2 separate regions of the Mus musculus genome follow, and region 1 is linked to region 2. Evidence: chromatin loops called from intact Hi-C (ENCODE). Cell type or tissue: heart. All regions are shown on one strand. Links, peaks and the distances in the headings refer to the core of each region. The heading gives the core; the rest is flanking DNA.

Evidence for each region. A loop is a pair of places that touch in the nucleus more often than their neighbours do. Peaks named below come from ENCODE experiments on the same cell type or tissue, not always from the same donor. Only the 100,000 strongest peaks of a DNase experiment are listed, where the experiment ranks them.
Region 1: a loop joins it to region 2, with 2.0 times the contacts of the local background. A loop is called at or near these places in 2 of 42 quality-filtered maps.

Annotation. Positions count from the first base shown.
Region 1 is chr19:4,922,666-4,933,767 of GRCm38, reverse strand. It overlaps Dpp3 (dipeptidylpeptidase 3), which reads left to right and starts at 5,481. Exons shown (of 18, transcript NM_133803.2): 1 at 5,481-5,548; 2 at 6,709-6,983; 3 at 9,995-10,084; 4 at 10,564-10,701. The coding sequence starts at 6,714. It overlaps Peli3 (pellino 3), which reads left to right. Exons shown (of 7, transcript NM_172835.3): 7 at 901-1,913. The coding sequence ends at 1,470. In heart, for the core only: no CTCF peak of the experiment used is centred there; DNase peaks (open chromatin) are centred at 4,848 and 5,417; H3K4me3 peaks cover 1,916 bases; H3K27ac peaks cover 2,221 bases.
Region 2 is chr19:4,875,992-4,886,125 of GRCm38, reverse strand. Actn3 (actinin alpha 3) reads left to right here and starts at 8,217. Exons shown (of 21, transcript NM_013456.2): 1 at 8,217-8,415. The coding sequence starts at 8,272. It overlaps Zdhhc24 (zinc finger, DHHC domain containing 24), which reads right to left and starts at 7,458. Exons shown (of 3, transcript NM_027476.3): 1 at 7,097-7,458; 2 at 5,728-6,005; 3 at 729-2,650. The coding sequence starts at 7,377. The coding sequence ends at 2,355. In heart, for the core only: no CTCF peak of the experiment used is centred there; DNase peaks (open chromatin) are centred at 7,485 and 8,185; H3K4me3 peaks cover 2,142 bases; H3K27ac peaks cover 1,688 bases; H3K27me3 peaks cover 827 bases.

The sequences.
Region 1 (11,102 bases), core at 3,274-8,273, 50 kb before region 2:
GAGTTCTCAGCCAGCCTGCACACACAGCAAGAGCCTGTCTCACAATCAAACCAGAGGCTGGAGAGATGGCTCAGTGGTAAGAGCACTGGCTGTCCTTTCAGAAGACCCAGGTTTAATTCCCAGCACCCACATGGTGGCTTACAGCCATCCATAACTCTAGATCTTGGGGATCCAACACCTCTTTCTGGCCTCCATGGGCACCAGGCATGCATGTAACGCACAGACATATGTGCAGGCAAGACACCCATAAAGTTAGAAATGAAAAAGACAAAACAAAACGAACCACGCACATGAATGTAACACAGATATATGCTTGTTATGTGCCCACTGTTTACCAGGCATCGATTGGTCCATGTTTTTTCAGTTGACTTATTTAATATTCACAAGGCCCACTTGAGATATGGAAGCCACTTTGAGGTCCAGGAGACCAAGATACAGAAGTTAAATTATTTTCTTGGTAACCCTGAGTAAGTGAATGGCGAGATCGGGATTCAAATTGGGGCTCTCTGGCTCTAGAGTTCTTGCTTTGATTCTTGGCCTGTGGGACACTCACTCGCTTTGGGCTCAGTACCCATATTCTCCATGGAAAGTATTTGTTTTCTTTGTCATATCCTACTTCTGACATTCTGGGAGAGCTTTGGAAAACGTTTCGGAAAAAACCTTGCTTTGGGCCAGACCTCCTGATTTGACCTGTGGAGATACCAAAGCCCAGGCCCTGCTGAGAGTAAGGGGCTGTATGTATTTGGGGGCATCTGCCTTCCTTGTCTCAGCTGGCCTGCTGGCCTAGGGTGTTCTCTTCAGGGAATGTCACTGGCCAGATAGGTGGCTTCTCTGGGGTGAGGCTGCCCGTTGGCAGGGCCAGAGAGCTCTTGGGCTAAGGCCTTCTGCTGCCTCCGGCAGGTGGAAAACGAATCCAACGTCCTGCAAGACGGTTCGCTCATCGACCTGTGTGGGGCCACACTGTTGTGGCGCACTCCGGCTGGGTTGCTGAGGGCACCCACACTGAAACAACTAGAGGCCCAGCGACAGGAGGCCAACGCAGCACGGCCCCAGTGCCCCGTGGGCCTTAGCACCTTGGCCTTCCCCAGCCCAGCCCGTGGCCGCACAGCACCCGACAAACAGCAACCCTGGGTCTACGTCCGTTGTGGTCATGTCCATGGCTATCACGGCTGGGGCTGCCGGAGGGAACAAGGCCCCCAGGAGCGAGAGTGTCCTCTCTGCCGCCTTGTGGGACCCTATGTGCCCCTGTGGCTCGGTCAGGAGGCCGGTCTCTGCCTGGACCCTGGGCCACCCAGCCACGCTTTTGCACCCTGTGGCCACGTCTGTTCTGAGAAGACTGCCCGCTACTGGGCTCAGACACCGCTGCCGCACGGCACCCATGCTTTCCACGCTGCCTGCCCCTTCTGTGGAGCTTGGCTCACCGGTGAGCTTGGCTGTGTCCGCCTCATTTTCCAGGGGCCACTGGACTAGGCTCTCCGGGACCCTTGCTGCCATGCTCGCCTGCCCACCCAGGTCCCCCATCTCCTGCTGTTCAGAGGGAGCTCTGCATGTGGGACTCTGCCTGCTGGCAATAACCACGCCAGTTGGAAGCATTGGATGGGCTGTGGCCCTCCCCTCGGCTCTCGCCTCTCAGAGGGTCACTGAGATCTCGATCCCAGGCATACTGATAGGGACTTTAGCACCAGCTCTGCCCCAGGCTGATGGAGGGCACCCCATGCCTCTGCCCTCCCTGGAGTACCCTACATCATGCCGCATACACTGTGCCCCTGGGGGAATGAAGGGGCCATGGCCCCCGACCTCCAGCTTAGACTGGTTGTGCCCTGAACCTGCCAATGCAGGAACAGCTATTCCTCCCTCCTGCTGCTGCTGCCGTGGGTTACTCTATAAACCTTGCTGCTCAGCTGCCCTTAAAGATCCACGTGTCCCGAATGCATGCAATACCTCCAGCCCCTAGTGAGTAAGTAACAAGTGGGCAGGCAGGCAGGCTGAGATCAGCTTTTGCTGACTTCCAGTACAGGCAGGATAGTGACAAGTGGGGGACACATGGACAGTCAGGCTCTCTACCTAGTGGAGGGTGGACAGCTTCATGTTTGTTTGGATCGGGGAATTCTAGGGCTTGGGAGCAGCCCTTGCTGGGTTTGGGAAAGTAAGAGGCTTCATGGAGGTGGGTAAAACAGGAGCTCAGCCTCCATGGTGGCTTGGAATCTTACAGGCCCACAAGGTAAGGGGTCTGTACCCTCTTCGCGTAGGTTCAGGGTAAAGAAGCAGGGGTGGAGAAACAGATTAAGGGGAGCACGGGGTGTGGCTATGCATAATGGTGAATTCAGACCCTCATTTATGGGCAGCTCATTGCTCCCCAGCACCGTCTCTGAAACAAGGGCTACCACTGCTGAATGTTCACTGCGTGCCCCACCCAGCCTAACAGGAACCACAGCTGCATCCACGGCACCAGGGCTCTGCTTCCCCAAGATGTTGTTATTTAATCCAGTGATCTGGGAAAGGAGATTGGCCCTACTTGGGTTCTTAGAGCGAGAATTATAACCTAGCTGGAAGCTGTTATTGAAAGCCACAACCGCCCCTCTCAGATCATACTAAGGCTGGGCAAGACCGAGGCAAGGCAGGTTAGGGTCTGTTTCCTGGGAAAGCTGAGAAACAGAGAGATAGCTATCCACTCAACCAGTGCCTAGGGTCATAAGAGCCCCGGCGATGAGCAAGGGCTTCCGGTCAGAGGAGGGACCTAGGGGACTATTGCCAGACTAGGATTACAACATCCTGCTGGCCATCTGTACCTGCTGGGGTTGCTGTGCGAATGAATGGCAGACACTGTAGAGATAGGATGGAGTATGGAGGGCAGCCTGGGTGAGGGAACTAACATAAGACGGCAGGGAGAAGGCTTCACAGCCAACATGCAGGTCAGCAGAAAAAAGGAGAAGGGACCAGGGTTAGGCTGGGACCTGGTGGGCCTTGGTGACTATGAGAGTGAAGTTAGTGATGAGTCCCTCCCTGTGCCTCCTGTGTGAGCCAGGGCTTCCTTTGAGCCAAGGGCTAAGATGGGGTTTTCCCCTGACCATACAAGGAAAACTAAACCAGGAAAACTGGTAGACAAAATAGAGAGGGGAAAAAAAGGAAGTGGCTCTGAGTGTAGGACTGATGTCCTTAGAGCAAGACAGAAGCCAGAGCCTCAGGGAGACGAAGATTCCACAGGAGTGTACCTAAAGCCACACAGCTGCTGGTTGAGGCCATAAAGACCAGATGGGCTGTTGATAGGGAGCCACCAAAGGGTAGTCAAAGTGTCATATGGCTACAGTGCGAAGCATGGCAGAACTGTTGGGGATATTTCAACCCTTCCACGAAACACTGGAAATGGAACTCTACCCAGTTCTTGCTAACAATCATGTTGGGGTCCAGGCACGGGAACACATTCCGATCTCATTTCTGGTGTTGAATCTCAGACTCTGGGAGAAAGAACCAACAAAACGTACTTGACTGGGCTCTAGGAAGAACTCAGGCTGGTGGTAGAAGCCAGAGCTCGGAGCTTCAGATTCCAGGATTGTTCAATGGAATGACAATCTCTAAAGCCAAGCATGGTGGCATGTGCTGGTAATTCCAGCGTTTTGGTAGGCTTTAAGGAAGGAGGGCTGTGTTCAATGCTAGCCTGGGCTACATGGCAAGACCCTGTCTCAAACAAACAAAAACAAAAAGTATTTTCATTACCAGATGGATGCAAACGTACAGAAAAGCCATGACCCATTAAAACAGAATGTGGGGTGTGTGTGTGTGTGCGTGTGAGAGAGAGGTGGGGGGAAGAGAGAATATGTGTGAGTGAGAGAAAGAAGGAGAGAGAGAATGTGTGTGTGAAAAAGAGAGAGGAGAAAGAGAAGGAGAGAGAGAGAGAGAGAAAATGTGTGTTGTGTGTGTGTTGCTGCAGGAGTGGAAACTGTATAGTGGAAGGTCTTATAAAATCAAAGGTCCTCTCACCTGTGCAATTGGTACAACAGTGATATGTTATCTCAGGGTTTTTGCAAGAATTAAATGAAATTCTATATGGCAAGCCGCTGGTAAAGGACTTCATTTAACATGCACTCCTGTTGACTGCGGTTATAACACGACACCATGCAGCTTGGTTGGGGGTCTTGGGCCCTGGGATCCTTCACTTGCCTGAATTTGCCCTTGGTGGCTATGGATAGCCCTTATTTTCCTATCTGGTTACACTTACATTTCAACTGGGTCTCAGTCAGACAACTTTATACCTCGTCTAGAAACAATGAGAACAGGCAAAAGGAAAGAAGAGGACTTTCCTCGGGACACATTTTTACAGAATTCCCCCTTATAATGACACTCACCAATCAGAACCAAGAGCTACTAGCGCTGTGGTGACAAGGCTGGCCTTAAGCACATGGTTGCTCTGGCCCCTCTAAATAGGCAAGGTAAGGAAGGTGTGTTGGATTTCAGTCCCGAAACACTACCTCCTACACAACTCTAGGGGACAGCACTACCTCTTGATGGCTGCCCATCCCTTGGGTAGACTTAGTCCTGAAGTAAAGCTGACAGTGTTCCAGAGTAAGAGAAGTGAGCTATCTAAAGTCACACAGCTGGTAGGAGACAGACATCTGATTGAACCCTAGACAGCCTAAGTCAGGCCCCAGCTCTTTGCAGTGCTTACCACATCTGGTCAGCAAGTACTTGCAAGAGCCATGGGTCACCCAGAAAGACTCCTCCCTGACTACCAAGAGTAAACAACATGCTTGTCTGCATCCTGGGCTGCCCTCCAGTCAATGTCACTGGAGACCGCTTTTCTATTCTAGCTGGCAAGTGGTCACACTAAGAAAGTGCCAGCTACTAGCTGGCCTCGACTTCAAGTGCGTTGAGGAAACTGGGGTTCCCAATGTTTTAAGGATGGCTTCCATGGCGACCCAGTGGAGCACCTGTAGCATTTTTCTGCACCCCTGGGACTACTGGTGGATGGGACTACTATTCGCACAGCCTACATACACTCTTTGTAAGAGCTTCGTAGTCTCCAAATAGCATCTCCAAATCCTAAATCCAGGGAGGAGGGGGTCCACATTATTATAGTCTTCTCTAAGTGGAGGTTCCTAACTGCCAAATCCAGGGTAGGGACACTGGAGGTGAAACCCCAAAGAGAGCAGGCTCCCAGCTACATGTGTGGAGGCTCCCGATGTATAGGAACTCTCACGTTTGGGGACCTTGTCAGTCCCCTCTGTCGGTACCCGACAGCAGCCACGCGGGGTACTGAGAAACTCAAACTTTTTCACCAAACATCGCCCTACGCCACGCCTCTGTGCAGTGAGGGCCAGCAGACAAAAGGCCAAGGCCTCGCGGTCCTTGCAAGGCAGGCACCACCCGTAGCGCTTGGGGGCGGGGAGAAGATGAGGGGAGGAACTGTCTTCGGTTCTTCTACTGGCTGTAGCTGCTGTCCGTCTGATCCCTGGGGCGACTACGGGTCGGTAGGGGCGGGGCTTGTGTCCCAATGAATGGGGCGGGGAGCCGGAAGCAGGAAGTGAGTTTGCGAACGGAGCAGCTGCAGCAGGTGAGGTACAGCGCCTTGGTTTTGGGGTCACGGTGTGTCATCTTCAGGAGATCAGAGCGAGGCCTGGCTGTGCATGCAAGATCATCCCCTTTCTGTCCACCCTTCAGTGCCTCTTCCAAATCTCTCCCAGCTTTTGGGCAAGGAGAATTTCCAGGCAGTAAAGAGTTAACACCTCTTTCCGAGCGAAGGGGTAGATGGGGCGGAGCCGCGCAAATAAGGAGTACAGAGGGTGGAAACGTGTCCTTAGCCAGGGGCGGAGCGTGGAGAATGTGGTGGGTTCGGAATTCCTTGGGTCCCAACTGAGCTGAAAAGCTTTGGATAAGTTGCTTGCTTTCCAAATGTCATATGGTTCCTATCTGGAAAATGGGTTGTGCCCTTATATGGCTTCCCAACAGAGCAACAGAAGAAAACAGGATAGTGAAGGGCTGAAGAAAGACATGAGACTGGGGCAGATGCTAGGAGGGAAAAGCTGGGACAAAATATCATTGCTGTTTTTGATTTATTTTTTGACAAGGTTTTATGTACCCCAGACTGACCTTGGAATCTGACCCTGGGCCTGGTTGTTGGTTAGACAAACTCTACCAACTGGGTCACATCCCTGTCCTGGATTTCATACCCAGCTGTTGAGCTTGGTGTCATACTCACAGTCAGTGTTGCAGAGGAGCAAAGAGCAGTGCAGGGAGGTGAAGCGGCTGCCCTGGGTTTTAGACCTTTTGGTGGAGCGGGGTTGGGACGGTGGGGTGGATATCCAGCATGAAGCCTTTGTCAGCAGTTGTGATGAGCTAGAGGTGTTGGGAAATTCTGAACAGAGACTAGGACATCTGAGAAGGTGGAGATGAGGCAGGGAGTGGCTGGGGCTGGGAGTCTAGTAATGAGGCTGTGTTCTGCCGGTTCTTCCTTCGTACACTTGGCATCCTGGGCCTTAGTGTCCTCATCTGTAATATGAAGTGATTGGATTCAGATTTTAAGTCTGAGAGGCCACAGGCCAAAGCTGGCCCGCAAGTATTTGAGTCTTTGAATCCCAGCATTTCAGGTGAATGGATGCGACTGGATTACTCCCTCCTGGACTTCTGGATGGAAGAAGTTAGTTAGCTCATGAGCTTTCAGAGCAGCCGCGAAGATGCTGCGCTCTCTGAGATGACTGTGATGTGTTCTTGCAGGGCTCATGGCAGATACCCAGTACATCCTGCCCAATGACATTGGTGTGTCTAGCCTGGACTGCAGGGAGGCATTCCGCCTGCTGTCACCCACAGAGCGCCTCTATGCCCATCACCTGTCTAGAGCTGCTTGGTATGGGGGCCTGGCAGTGCTGCTCCAGACATCCCCTGAAGCCCCCTACATCTATGCCCTGCTTAGCCGCCTCTTCCGTGCCCAGGACCCTGACCAGCTGCGCCAACATGCCCTGGCTGAGGGTCTTACTGAAGAAGAGTACCAGGTCAGTTCTCACAGGCTCGCCTGGCTTCTGAGGGGCTTCTGGAGATGTGCGAAGGACCAGGAACAAGGGGCATAGGGCTCTCTCTCCAACTAGGTAGAGGATTAGACTAAAGGGTGCTAGCTCACACACACACACACACACACACACACAGCCCTGTAGCTTCAGGCTTGTTTTCTGTAGAATGTGCATATGGTCTGCCATTAGTGTAGTGCCTGCTTCAAGATACAGGGAAACAAGCCAGGCATGGTGGCACACATCTTTAATTCCCATACGTGAGAGGCTGAGGCAGAAAGATTGCTGTGAGTCTGAGGCCAGCCTAGATACCATAGTTCTTAGCAGTCTGCCATGACTGTACACCTGATACTGAGGGACAGAGGAAGGCAGCCTGGGTAGATACCAAGGGTAGAATGTTCTGTTTGTCTCTTAGTTCTTGTTGGTGGATGTATTAGCCAAATACCATACTTGAATCTTATTATATTGCATCAATTCAGAAACATACGAAACACAAAAGGTCACACTTGTTCAGTCTTTTCAGAGGCAGGCACTGTGGCTGGTCCTTTTCCATTCTGTGTGAGTGCATTGGATACTGATACTTGTATGTGCACAGTATATCAGGCCCCCATTTAAACTACCTGGAACTCATTCTGTAGACCAGGCTGGCCTTAACCACAGAGATCGACCTGCCTCTGTCTCCCAAGTGCTGGGATTAAAGGTGAACCACCACTGGCTTAACTCACTTTTTTTTAAAACGTGAAATGACAGTCTTGGGTGTACATGTGCAAGTGTCAAACATAGACACCAGCAGAAAAGTATACGCCCTGGAGGCAGGATCTCTTTTACAAAGATTTGTTTTCTTATGTGTATGTGGTGTCAGTGCGTGTTGCCCACAGAGGCAAGAGGCATAGGACCCATTTGACATGGGTGCTAGGAACTGAACTTGGGTCCTCTACCAAGCTCTCCATTACTAAGCCATTTCTTCAGTCCCCAAACAGGGGCTTACAGTGAACCTGGAGCTTGTTCTGGCAAGGCTGACTGGCTTTCAAGCTCCCATGATGGGCGGTGTACACAGCCACCTTCCTCCCAGTGCTGAGGTCACGTGTGCATGGTCACGTGTGCCTGACTTCTTGATGTGAGTGCTGCATGCTCAGACCCAGGTCCCCGCGCTCGCCCAGCAAGTGCTCTTACGCACTGAGCCTCTCCCCAGCCCTGTTTGACCTCTTACATCATGTTCTCGGTGTTCTGGATACTGCCCATTTTGCAGATCCCTGTATCCTGGAGAATCTCCATTGGGTGTATATCCTGTAGGACCGGGAAAGGCAATGTCCACTTCATTTATTGGCCGTGAAACACTCTAAAGCAGTGTGCAATGTAATCAAATAAGTATTTGGGTGGTTCAGGTTGGTTGGTTTGTTTGGTTTGTTTTATTTTGTTTTGGTTTTTGGTTTTTCAAGACAGGGTCTCTCCATGGCTGTTCTGGAATTTGCTCGGTAGACCAGGATGGCTTCAACTCATAGAAATCCACTTGCCTCTTTTTTTTTTTTTTTAAATGCTGAATATTTTAGATGGTTTCTAGCTTTTCTTTTTTTTTTTTTTTTTTTTTTTTTTTTTTTTTTAAAGATTTATTTATTTATTATATGTAAGTACACTGTAGCTGTCTTCAGACACTCCAGAAGAGGGCGCCAGATCTTGTTAGGGATGGTTGTGAGCCACCATGTGGTTGCTGGGAATTGAACTCAGGACCTTCAGAAGAACAGTCGGGTGCTCTTATCTGTTGAGCCATCTCACCAGCCCGGTTTCTAGCTTTTCTTTCAAACAATGCCACAATGCTCATTCTCGTGTAAGTGTGTAAGCGTGTAAGTGGGAACTATTTGTAGAGATAGGAATGCTGGGTTGAAGGCTTTGAACATTTATAATGATCTGATTGTGTTAAATTATCTTCTAAGGCCACATGTGGTGGTGCACACCTTTAATTTTAACACTCTGGAGTCAAGGGTAGCAGGATCTCTGTGAGTTCAAGGCCAGCCTGATCTACATAGTTTGAGACGAGTTAGGGCTATATAGTGAGAACTTTTTATTAAAAATGGTTCAACACATTACATTCCCATGAGGAATATATGGAAATGTGACCTAGTTTTCTGTGAAATTGATCAGATTGTTTATTTCTGAGCCAAGGTTACTATTTCTTCCATATCTTTGGAATTTTTGCTTATTGCGTCCTGTCTGTGGGCCTTCGTCTACTGTTAAAAAGAGCAAATCTCTGTGGGAATGCCTGTAAGTAGGAAGTGATACCCAAGTGTTAACTATTTTTAGTGGGATGCCTTTGTTGGTAAGTAACAGAGACCCAATACAAAGTGGCTTAAAGAGAATTATGAGCCTAGTGTGGTGACATATGCCTGTGACTGAATCACTTGGGAGGCAGACAGAGGCAAATCTCTGTGAGTTACAGGTCAGTCTGGTCTACATAGAACATTCCAGAATAGCTAGTAATACACAGTGAGACTGTGTCTCACAAAACAAAACAAAACAAAGCAAAAGAACAACAAGAAAAGAATTTTTAGCTCACATAATTGCAAGGACCAGGGCTAGAGGAGGCTTCAGGTGCAGTTAGACTCAGTTATTGCATGCTATCTTGAGATGTGATCTCCATCTCTCAGTTTTCTCAAGCCATTCTCAGTCAGCCTATAGCAAGAGAAGGTGATTCTCTGACTGGCCTAGCCAGCTTACATGCCTACCCTTGGAGCTGTGGGAGGCAGCTTCTTGCTATCACCAGCCTAGGTAGGTGTGTTTGGTAGCTGCTGAAACCAGTTTTGCTACCCAGTAGGGTGGGGGTAAAAATTCATCTGTGACAACAAATTCGGCCAGACTGGGGCCTCCTAGAGTCAGGGTTCTGCCCTGTGATTTCTCAGCCTCTCCCACACTGGTATGCCCTGGAAAAAAAAAATCCACCTTTTCCTGAAAGGGAAAAAGCAGTCGTCTCATATGTTTGATGCTATGCTGTCTCCACTGCGCAGGCATTCCTGGTCTACGCTGCAGGGGTCTACTCCAACATGGGCAACTACAAGTCCTTTGGTGACACCAAGTTTGTTCCTAACCTGCCCAAGGTGAGTTGGGGAGGCAGCAGTGGGCTGTGGTTAGAGAATAAAGAAGGGACCCTTGTTGGAGTCAAAGGTGCAGAGCGACCCCTAGCCCTGTCACTGGGACACTGGGACTGTGGTGTCACTTGGCATCCCCAGGTGCTACAGATGGACACATAAAGGAAAAGCACAGTCCTTTCTGATCTGAGAGCCAAGCAAGTTTAGGTTGTGCAAATGGGAGCGGTTAGACGCCTGCTGGTCATCACTAGAATAGGCAAAGTCCATGCACTGTCGTTCCTCAGATGTTAATGCCTGTACTGGTAATGTTGAATGCAGTGTCTGATTGAGTAGTTAGTTCTGTGGTAGCCTGAGGTTCAACTCTTCTCAGGGCTTGCTGCTGCTGCTGTTCCCGGGGCTACATTGTGAGGTCTTAGGTTCAAGGAGAGGGAGGCTCTGGGAGGTTGAAGGACATGTAGGCAGACCAATGCCCTCCTTTCTCCTTGCAGGACAAGCTGGGACGTGTGATCCTGGGGAGTAAGGCTGCCCAGCAGCGGCCAGAAGAAGTCAGGGACCTTTGGCAGACCTGTGGGGACCTTATGTTCTCCCTGGAACCGAGGCTTCGACATCTTGGGCTGGGGAAGGAGGTGAGCCCCTTCCTCCAAGAACTTGGTAAAGTGGAGGCATCCTTGAGGTTGCTTGGTATGCGTGGAAGGGCAGCTGATGATGGGAGGCAGGAGGCTCTTCCCTACTCTTGAACTGAAGCCACTTGGCACCACAGAGAACTGCATGGAATGTGTCTAGAATGTTCTTCCAGGTCAGGCCTGGCAGGATGTGGGTGCATAGAGAGGGAAGGTGAGAAGAGCTTGGAGGATAAGGGAGTCTAGGAGAGAATGATGGGGGGATCCAGGGTTCCTGCCTCTGGGAGTTGCTTGGACTGCGTGGGGAGAAGCCGTGGCAAGCCTTAGAGGTGGGCCAGCTAGAGAGGATGGGTGGAAGAAAGACTGAGTTAGGCATGGTGGCACACACCTGGAGTCACCTGTAATCG
Region 2 (10,134 bases), core at 5,135-10,134:
AGCAGTCGGTGCTCAACCACTGAGCCAGCTCTCCAGCCCCTGTAAAAATAGTTTAATGGAAAAGGAAGCCAGATGTGGTGGCTCACACCTCTAAACCCAGAATTCAGAACGTTGATGCAGGAATGTCAACGAAAGTTCAAAGCCATCTTGAGTTACATAGCTCCAGATCAGTTGGACCTGCTGTCTCCACCAAAATAGTTTTTTAGAGGAAGAACAAAGATGTTATGATTACAAATACAGCAAGCAGAAGAAGCTACAATGAGGGGCCATTGAGACAGCCCAGCAAGTAAAGATACCCACTGTCAAACCTGCTGACCTCAGTTCAATTCCAGGTCCCTCCACGTGGGAAAAAACAAGTTACCCTCTGACCTCCACACATGTGCTATGGTACAGGTATGCCTCTCCCACCAACACAAAAGGAAAATTAATCTTTAGAAAAATTTAGTGCTCTTTATGTGTGCTCAACAATCTCTGCCTAAATCCTTTATAGTAACATTAAAATATAAAAATAAATCTACTCAAAAGACATGAACAAGCCGGGCGTGGCAGCGCACCCCTTTAATCCCAGCACTCGGGAGGCAGAGGCAGGCGGATTTCTGAGTTCGAGGCCAGCCTGGTCTACAGAGTGAGTTCCAGGGCAGCCAGGGCTACACAGAGAAACACTGTCTTGGAAAAAAAAAACAACAAAAAACAAACAAACAAACAAACAAACAAACAAAAAGACATGATCTTTGTCAGAAAAAAAAAGCTTTATTGAAAATATTGAAGGCTGGCATGGTGGTGCACATATTTAATCTCATTGCTTAGGAGGCAGAGTTTGAGGCCAATCTGGTCTAAATAGTAATTTCTAGGCTAACCACAGCTACAAAGTGAGACCCTGTCTCAAAAGTAAAACTATTCATTGAGGAGATAAACCATGTTCGTGATCTGAAAGGTTGACTTCACAGACGCTTACTTTCTACAAGCTAACACGGTCTACTGGATCCCGCTTATTTCAAGGTGGGCTTTCATTGGTGAGATCTGAGGAGCTGATTCTCAGACTGGTATGGAAGAGCAAGGGCTCCTAGGGCGTGATTCCCACTACGTGGGGGGAGTGTACATGGGGTCGGGGTGAGGTAGGAAAATGACCAGTGGAAGAAAATAAAAAAGATTTGGTTAAGGTATATTCAGATCTCCATGTGGAAGAGAAAAAGAGGACCATATCACTACATGCAGTAATTTGGACACATCTCAGAAACAATATCTTGTTGCCAATGGTACCCACACATTACATGTCCATGCATACACCATGCTCTCTCTCTCGCTCTCTCTCTCTCTCTCTCACACACACACACACACACACACACAAACAAATGTTAAAATTACCCTTCATGAACTCTGGAGTGCTTGGAAGCTAGTTATTTTGGCCCTGATGTTCCTTTTTCACTTCAGCTGTGCAAAAGTAAAGCAGATTCAAAGACCAAAGACCAAAGACCAGGCCTCTCTGTGAAGGGTGTGCAAGGCCATCTACAGCCACAGCAGAGCCCCCAAGGGACACAGCCTGAGACTCCTGTGGTCTGGTCTCTCTGTCCAGGCCTAAGATTGGGTCCTTTTTAATTCTCTTTACAATAATAAATAGAATTTCATAATGAATTTATTTAATAAAACAATCTAGCTGGAAGGGTTCAAATCTAATCTCTTAGGCCAGTCATGGTGGCAAATGTCTTTCATCCTAGCACTCAGAAAGGAGAAGCCAGTGGACTTCCTTGAGTTTGAGGCCAGTAAGGTCTACATTTCTACCAGCAATCTTGTCACATGGCCTAGCAGGGCTTTTCTATTTCTTACAGAACAAAGATTCTAACTGTGGTCCCGCATACGGGTGAGCTGCTAGAGCTCCCTCACCCCCTGCTGTAGACATGTTTCTAGTGCTAATCTCTAGAGCACGTCTGGACTCTCCTTGCCTGGATCCCACCACACCCTTCCAGGGCCAGAGGTGGCAGAGCCCTGGCCCATTGGGATCTCAGGCCTTCTGTAGTCTCCAGGCCTGACATGGGACCTGGGAAACAGCAACCAAAACAACAAAGTGAGGTATAGGAACCCAGCAAAGATGGAGGAGGCCAAGAACCAGGTTGGCACTTTACTACCCTGCAGAGGGGCAGTCGGTCAGGCCAAGTAGCCCCCTTGCTAGACCATCCTCTGCCAAAAGGGCCAACTACAGAGATAGAAGAGCCCACATTGGGCAGGTTCAAAGAAGGAGCTAAAGCTGCCCACTACACACATGAAGGGGCAATCGGGCCTTCCTCCTGCGGCTGGCATGAAGCTAAAAAGTTCTCAGTTCGATCCTCTGCCCTGTTCAGTTCTGGCTCTACCTGGACTCAGGAAGTCACAAGACCCACATCACCTGGAGTCTGGAAAGAGATCCCATCTCCAGGCAAAGGAGAGGCTAGAAAAGGCCAGAACCAGACTAGGGCCCAGCGAGGCCCCAGGGCTGCCTGCAGGTTGTGGCAGGTGCCCAGGTCATAGCAGTGGTGACCCCGAGCCCACTCCCAGGTGGTCTGTCCCCGAAGCAGCAGCATCCCATGGAAAAGCAGCCCAGCACCACACAACAGTGCACCTGCCACACACGTGTCCACCACAAAGGCCAGGGCAAACTGGGCCAGAGACACTTTGCCTGTGGGGAGAAAACAGAAAGGGGCTCAGGGAATAGCAGTTGGCTGGCCTTCCCAAACCCCAATCCTGCTCTCCTCCCACCAAAGCCTCCATCCTGTAAACTCAGTTACTTAGTCACACCTGGGGTCCGGGTTACATGGGAAAGTACACCATTTACCATCCTGACCTTAGCAGGCAGCTAGTTCCTGCTCAATAATTCATTGACTTCCAGAGGCCATGAAACACTGTGTTAAGGGAAAGACTCGAGGCATGGAGGGCCGTGGGTTGTGGGATATGCTTGCTGTGAGCTGTCTTGAATGGGCAAACGCATGCACAGAAAGCACACTAATGATGGTTGGGGCTGAGGGAATCTAGGGAGCCATGACAGAGGCTCTCACTGGACACAGCATTTCTCTTTGGAGTGAGAATGTTCTGAAATTAGATAGTGGTGATGTCTGTACTAAATACAGACATCTAGTATATTTTGAAATATACTAAAACCTGCTGAGTTGTACACTTCCAACTGGCTAAAATGATGTGTTTTGTTATCAATAAGAGTTGTTGATCTGACGAAATGACGCATGCAGTAAACTGCTTGCCTTGCAAGCTCGAGGCTCTGATCCACAAGACCCACATAAAAATCTGGATGTGGTGACATAGGCCTGTGAATCCATCGATGACTGGATGGGAGGAGGACACCGGTGTATCTCTGGAGCCTGCTGGCTAGCTGGCCTGACCAATGAGATACTGCCTTAATCAGAAGGTGCCCAAGATTGTCTTCTGACCTTCACAAGTACATACATTCATACGCATGCACACATCCCCAGATCATGGCAGAAGTGCTGTGCAAAAAATACTAATAAGGGTAGAGAAAATAGACCGCACTATTTTGATAAGAGAGAGAGAACATCCCGTCCAGGGACTCTCCTAGGAGTCAGTGTCAAGGGTCTGGCAGATTGTTCCAGGTCTGTATGCACTGGACCCTGAAGGGAGGGGCTCCAAAAACAGCAGGAAGTGCCAGAGTGAGGGAAGAGGTGCCCTACACTCAAGTACAAGTTACCAAGCCTGTGGAGACCAGATGAAAGGAAGCCCAAAACAGAAACGAGAGATGGAAATATCAAAACCATGTAGATGATGCCAAGGGCAAACCAGTTAAGAATGTGGCACTGGAAGCATCTGAGCCCGAGATGCCCCTAAAGCAAGGAGAGAGCTGGGTTTATCTAGACAGTCCCTAAAGCAAGGAGAGAGCTGGGTTTATCTAGACAGCCTGGCTTGTGCCACCCCAGGAGGAAGGGCAGAGCGGAGACCAGGAGGATGAGCAAGAAAGCAGCTGTGAGCCTGCACACATCCTTTGAAAGGAGAAGGCAAATTAAGGAGGTGTAGGGGAACCCCCAAGAACACCAATGAAGAGAGCTGGGCACACGAACAGGAGTAGACAAACTAAGCAGAGGCCTCCAGCAAGGGGGACACCAGCTTTCCAAAGCCCCCCACCACCACCACCCCTGGGGGAGAGCTGAACACAGGAACATTGCTGTTGTTTTGTTTTTGAGACAAAAATAGCTCAGGCTCATCTTTAGCTCCTAGCTCCGTAATAACACAGATTACCTACAAATACTCAATGCCCCTGTCAACCTGGGTTTCATACGGAGAATAAGGTGAACCAGGGTGTGAACATGGCATCGTGCATATCTGACAGCCCTCAGCAGCCAGGTAGGGAGGCTGAGCTAGGATGCTGAGATGTTGGCAGGAGAAAGTGGACATGAAGGGCCCTGTGCTAGTTAAACCAGAGCAGTAAAGACAGACAGGCAAGGTAAAGAGTGACCTGACCCGTTCTGAGTGCTGACAAGAAGTAGGTGTGGATGTAAGAGCTGGGGAAATGAAACACAGGCCAAGAAATGGAAGCCAGAAGTGAGCACATGCCTGTAAGCCCAATATCTGGAGAGTTATGAAGCGGATTATGAGTTCAAGGCTAGCCTGGACTACACAGCAAGACTGTATAGGAAGGCAGGCGACAGGCAGGCAGGCAGGCAGGAAGGAGAGAGAGAAGAAAGGAAGAGAGGAAAATCCAAGCAAGCCTTCTGGACATGGGTAAGGCCGCTGGCAGTTGGTGCTTTTGGTGCAACAGATTCTGGGGTTGAGAGGCTGGGAGCCCAAGTCAGTGTCTGGGGACAGTGGGATAAGCTATGATAACTGCAGGAAAGCACCCAGCCTCAGAAAACACAGACCCACCAAGAAGAGCGCTTGTGCACGTGTGTGTGCGGTGGGGGTGGGGGTGGAGGTGGGGGCAGCATTTGGGACAGAGGTGGGATTCAATAGGATAAGGAGGCATGGTGATTTCTCAGAATGGCCAGGGAGATTGCAGAACAAGGTTAACAGGAACAGTGGAAAGGTCGGGAGAAGGATTCAGGAAACACGTCCAAAGTGTTCTGGCCAGAAGGGACAAAGAATACACAAATCCATGGGACTTTTACGGAGGTGTCAGAGGAAAGAGGAGTACTCACACCATCAGAAGCCAGCCAGTAACACAACCAAGTCTCCTCCCAATTTCCAAAGGAAAGGACTTCCCTGCCTGTAACTTTCACTGGCTCCCCTCGCCCCATCAAATCAGACCGGTATCTCTCCCCAGCATTCATGCCTTCTACCACCCAGTCCTGACCATCATTCTAGCCCTCATTCTCATGGTGCCTGTGAAACTGCGTTGGTTCCTTTCAGGGTTTGTGTACATGTAACGGCACTCATTCTCTGTGTTTAGAGTGGGGATATTTGGACCATTAGGTCCACCTCCCCTAATAACCTTCTAGCACCCCAACAACCCATGGGCTCTCAAATCAGCCTTCCCTCTTCTGTAGCAAGCCCTGGGGTCCTTCTTGACTCTGGGAGCCAGAACTCTGCTCTTGTCTTGGAGCACCGGGTAAAGTACAGTACTTAACACTCAACTAAGTGGCAGGCTTCCCTCTTTCCTTAAATGACCCTGGGACTGGGTCCCCAAAACATTGGCCAAGAGAACCAGCTAGACACCACACCTCCCATGGAAAGGGCCCTGCTCCCCAGTCCAGTGCAAGGGTCTCTGGCTCCCAAAAGGTTCAGAAAGCTCCCCACCTGTGAGTAGCATGAGCCAGGGCAACAGCAGGAGAGCCACTGTGTAGAGGGCTGAGTGGGCCTGCAGCAAGGCTGACAGGGCGGGGCCTAGCAGCACTGAGATGTGGAGCAGGACACCAGCAGAGTGAAGCAGGAGACACAGGAAGGGCCGGTAATTATGGAAGCCCACACAGCAGCCCAATAGGCGACAGTGATGGTCACGACGTAGGATGCACACACGGCAGGCAGAGCAGTGACCACTACGAGGTGGCACCTGGCTTTGGCACTGGTAACAGTAACTGCAGGGGGTGGGAGCAAGGACACAGGTCAGTGCCTCAGTAGCTCTCAGTGTCCCAGACCATGCCCAACCGCAGCCTCAGAGACCATCTTGGGAAAGCAGGAACAGTCCCTGTCTTCACCAGGCATCTCCAGCTAGTGGTTACTGCCTGTGACACACCTTCTGAAAAGCAAAGTTTGCAAAGGCCTGGCAGTACTTCCACCACTAACATCTTTCTCCCTCTCCACTCCAGTCGCTGACCTTGTGGTTCTGGAATATTCTGGGCATACTGTGGCTTCTGCCTTTTCTTGGTCTGCTTCCCTCTCCCAGAAACCAGTTCAAAATTTCCCAAGTGGCTGACTCCACCGCAAATGCCTGAGTGATGTCCACCTATTTATTTTTAGTTTTTAGTTGCAAGTGGACAAGTTAGTCTTAATATATTTGTGGATGCTATGGCTTTTTAGTAAAATGTAAATTAATTAATCAAGCTAATTAACCTAAAGCTAATCACCTAAAAGTCTTGTACTGAAAATTGACCATCTATTTAAAATTGAAACTTTATGCTGGAGAGATGGCTCAGTGGTTAAAGGCATTTGCTTCGCAGACTTGATGGCCTGTTCACTCTTCTGAACCCACGTGGTAGGAGAGAACAAACTCCCGAAAATTGTCCTCCGACCTCCACCTGTGTACCCCGGCATGCGCGCCTGGGACCGGACACACATCACACATACAGACACAAATAATAAAGATAACTTCTCGCCTCTTTTACCCTGCTCTGTTTTTTGTTTCTGTATCATTCTTGAGCATCTAGTTTACGCAATTTGCTTTTTTTTTATTGGCTTATTATTATCTTTATTATCTGCACCTTCCGCCACTGAAATCAACTCCAGGAGGTCGGGCATCTGTTTTCACTTGAGTCCTAGGAACAGTGGCTGCTCAATATCTGAATGAATAAGTAGCGGGTGCCAGGCTCTAAAGGAGTTCTATGGCTCTAACAACCCGGATGCTAACGTCATCTGGTTACTGACACCTCAAGTTCTGGGTCCTTTCTTGGTACCAGCGACCACCAGACCCCCTGCTTCTGCCCGCCGACTCCCGGAGCCCAACACTCACGCCCAGCCCTGTCCCAGGCCGCGGCCAGCCAGCATCACCCCCCGAATGCTGGGATCCGAGCGGAGGAAGAGCACCACGTTGCCCAGCAGATTGAGCAGCTGATAAGCAGCTAGCGCCAGTTGCAAGGCCCGGGCCAGTGGTCCCAGCGGGGGTGGCCCAGGCCCCAGCACCATCACGTAGGCCAGCTCCAGGACCACGACGGCGGCCCACAGCGCGGTGAGTACCAGTGGCATCCGCGCGGGCGCTCCTTCTGCGCCCCGAGCTGCCCAGGACTCCCCCATGGTCGGACCCACCGGCTTTCCGATCGCTGGGATCCCACTGCTTCCGCATTGGGGAGGGCCTAGCAGCGAACTGACGTCTCCTGCAACCAATAGGAGCTCCGCAGGGGGTGCGTTGCGCGCGCCAGACTTATAGGGAGGGGCCACAGATACGGAGAAGTGATTGGCTAACTGACCAGATGTTCGAAAATCTGATTGGTGATGCTGCCCAGGTGTCAAAAAGAAGCAGTCCGCCCAGCGTACTGCAGTAGCCGCCCCTGGTGTGGCTTGCTGCCACTCCATGAGGATTGAGTTGCAGCCCCCGGGGCGTCGGGGTTTCCCGGCTCAGCACATTCTCCCTACACTCCTCTACAGCCGCCCCGGTATTAATAGACCTGGCTGGCCCTATCATCTGGCCCTGAGCCTTTCCCCATGCTCGGGTGTCTCCATCACCCTAGAAAACTCCCCAAACAACTTGTTGACTTGCTGTTACAGACTGTGAAATAGAAATAGGGGTCTGTTTCTCGAGCGCAATGCTTAGGAGGGACAGACTCAGGTCCAAGGGGCAGCCTTTAGGATGCCTACAGCCACCACTTGGAATCCACTTAATAGATGAGGAAACAAAGTCCATGGCTGTCCCAAGATCACACAGCAAGTTAACCACAGAGCTAAAATGCGAACCCACTATCTAGGCCAGTAGTCATCCCAGCATCCCCCGCGATTCCGCAATCTTTGACTCCAGCACAATCTCTTCTCTGGTCCAGTTCCCAACCTCCCTCGCCCCCTATCTGGCCCCACCCACGTACCCCATATTTAGTACGAACCCGATCTGGGGGCTGGACCGGGCCCTACTTAACCCGGCCTGAGTGTGCAGGAGCTCGCCCAGTGAAGCAGAGCGGAGCCAAGAGCCTGAGCAAGATGATGATGGTTATGCAGCCCGAGGGTCTGGGGGCCGGGGAGGGGCCCTTCTCTGGCGGTGGGGGCGGCGAGTACATGGAACAGGAGGAGGACTGGGACCGCGACTTGCTGTTGGACCCGGCCTGGGAGAAACAGCAGCGGAAAGTGAGTGCTCACCCATTTCCCAAAGGCAAAAACTGAGGCTGGGAGGCCAGGCAGTTCTTCTCGGGCATCTGGGCAGTTCAAGGTCAGAGCCTGGCTGTAATCTAGAGTGCAGCTCCCCAAACCAGGCTCTGCCCACCAGCTATATGCTGTCCTCAAAGATCAGAAGAGTTCTCATAGGGATTTAGGATATCAAGGACACCGTGGAGTCCCTCAGTGACTCCCCAATAACTTTAAGCCCACTGCCCCTCTTGTGTTGGTGAAAGTGGATTTTGGACAAGGTCCAAGAGACCCAACTCATTCTTGGATGGGAGGTGAGGGGTTCTCAGAAAGTTATGTTCCTTTAGTCTCCAGTTAAGTATCCCTAGACCCCATCCTGAGGAGAACATGCCAGACACACAACCAGTGGATTTGGGGTGTAGGAGAGAACAGCTGTCTCATATTCTTTCCCATCCTCTACTCTGTCTTCTGCTATGGGTGGATCCCTCTACTGGCTTGACAATGGAGGAAATTGAGGCCCAGAAAAGGGCACAGATAGGCAGGCAGCCTGTTGTGTACTGAGGAAGAAAAGAATGCCCCCATCTGAGGGTCTTTGTTCCTTGCCTCACCCCACTCTTTCCCAAGATTCCCCTCCCTGTCTAGAAGCCCTGAGTCTGCTGAAAAGGCCAGAAGGTCAGGAGGAGGGGAGCCCCGGCTCCCCTTACCAGTAACCTAACCCAGGCTCCCACATGGACACTTGTGCTGAGGCAGCGCCTTTGTGGGAGCTCAAGAGGGCCATGAGGGCAGCCATTGCCCAGGCTCAGCCTTGCAGGGCACTGCCCCCTCCTTCCCTGGATCATTTCACCCCTGGCTACCAAGAGGAGGGAGCAGGACACCTGGGTTCCCTGAAGAGAAAATGATTCCATCCGAACTGAGGAATTTTTGGGGTTCTGAAGGCCAGGCTTAGGGTGAGCACCATGAAGCCATGGAACCTGCCTTTTGCCAATTGTGCGTGCTTTTAGGAAAGTAGAGGGCATTGCAGACCTGAGAACCCCAGAATTTACAAGCAGATCGTTTCCGCTGTGTTAGATGACAGGAGCTGACTGCGGGGGGGGGGGGGGGGGGTGAGAAGCCTGAGCTGAATGGAATGAGGCCTGGGATGATCCACCCTCCCCCCCAGCCCCCTCCCCCTCCCCCTGCACCTGTCTCCAAGCATGGCTGTGGTCCCTGAGTTCCTGCAATCCCCGGGTGATGTCATCCCTGCCCCTGGCTCCAGCTGCCCTTTGCTCCTCAACAGCCCTCCCCCTCTCCCTCCCCCTCCCAGATCACAGTCTGTGTGTTCCCACCACAACAGCTGGCAGTCTCTTTCTTGCCTTTGTCATCTAAAGTATCAGAACCATCCTTTCATTCCAATTTCTAGCCACCCATGTCCATCAACGATCTCCACCACCAACCCAAGTCCACCATTAATCCATCAACAGAACGGGGCAGATGCTCTGAAAACCAGTTAGCATGCCCTGTGTGTGGGTGGACATGTGCGTTTTCTTCCCTCGGTCCGCTTTGTTTATCTCAAAGCTGTAACATCCTGTGGTACAGCAGGTACCACCCTGCCCCATCCATCCCTGCTCCTGCATTCATCTTCACTTACCAGTGACTCCAATATCTATGGTTCCCAGCTTCGGAACATTCTGTTCTCCCCTGATACCAGAGTCCACTGTGGTTGACAGTATTAAAAAAAATTGG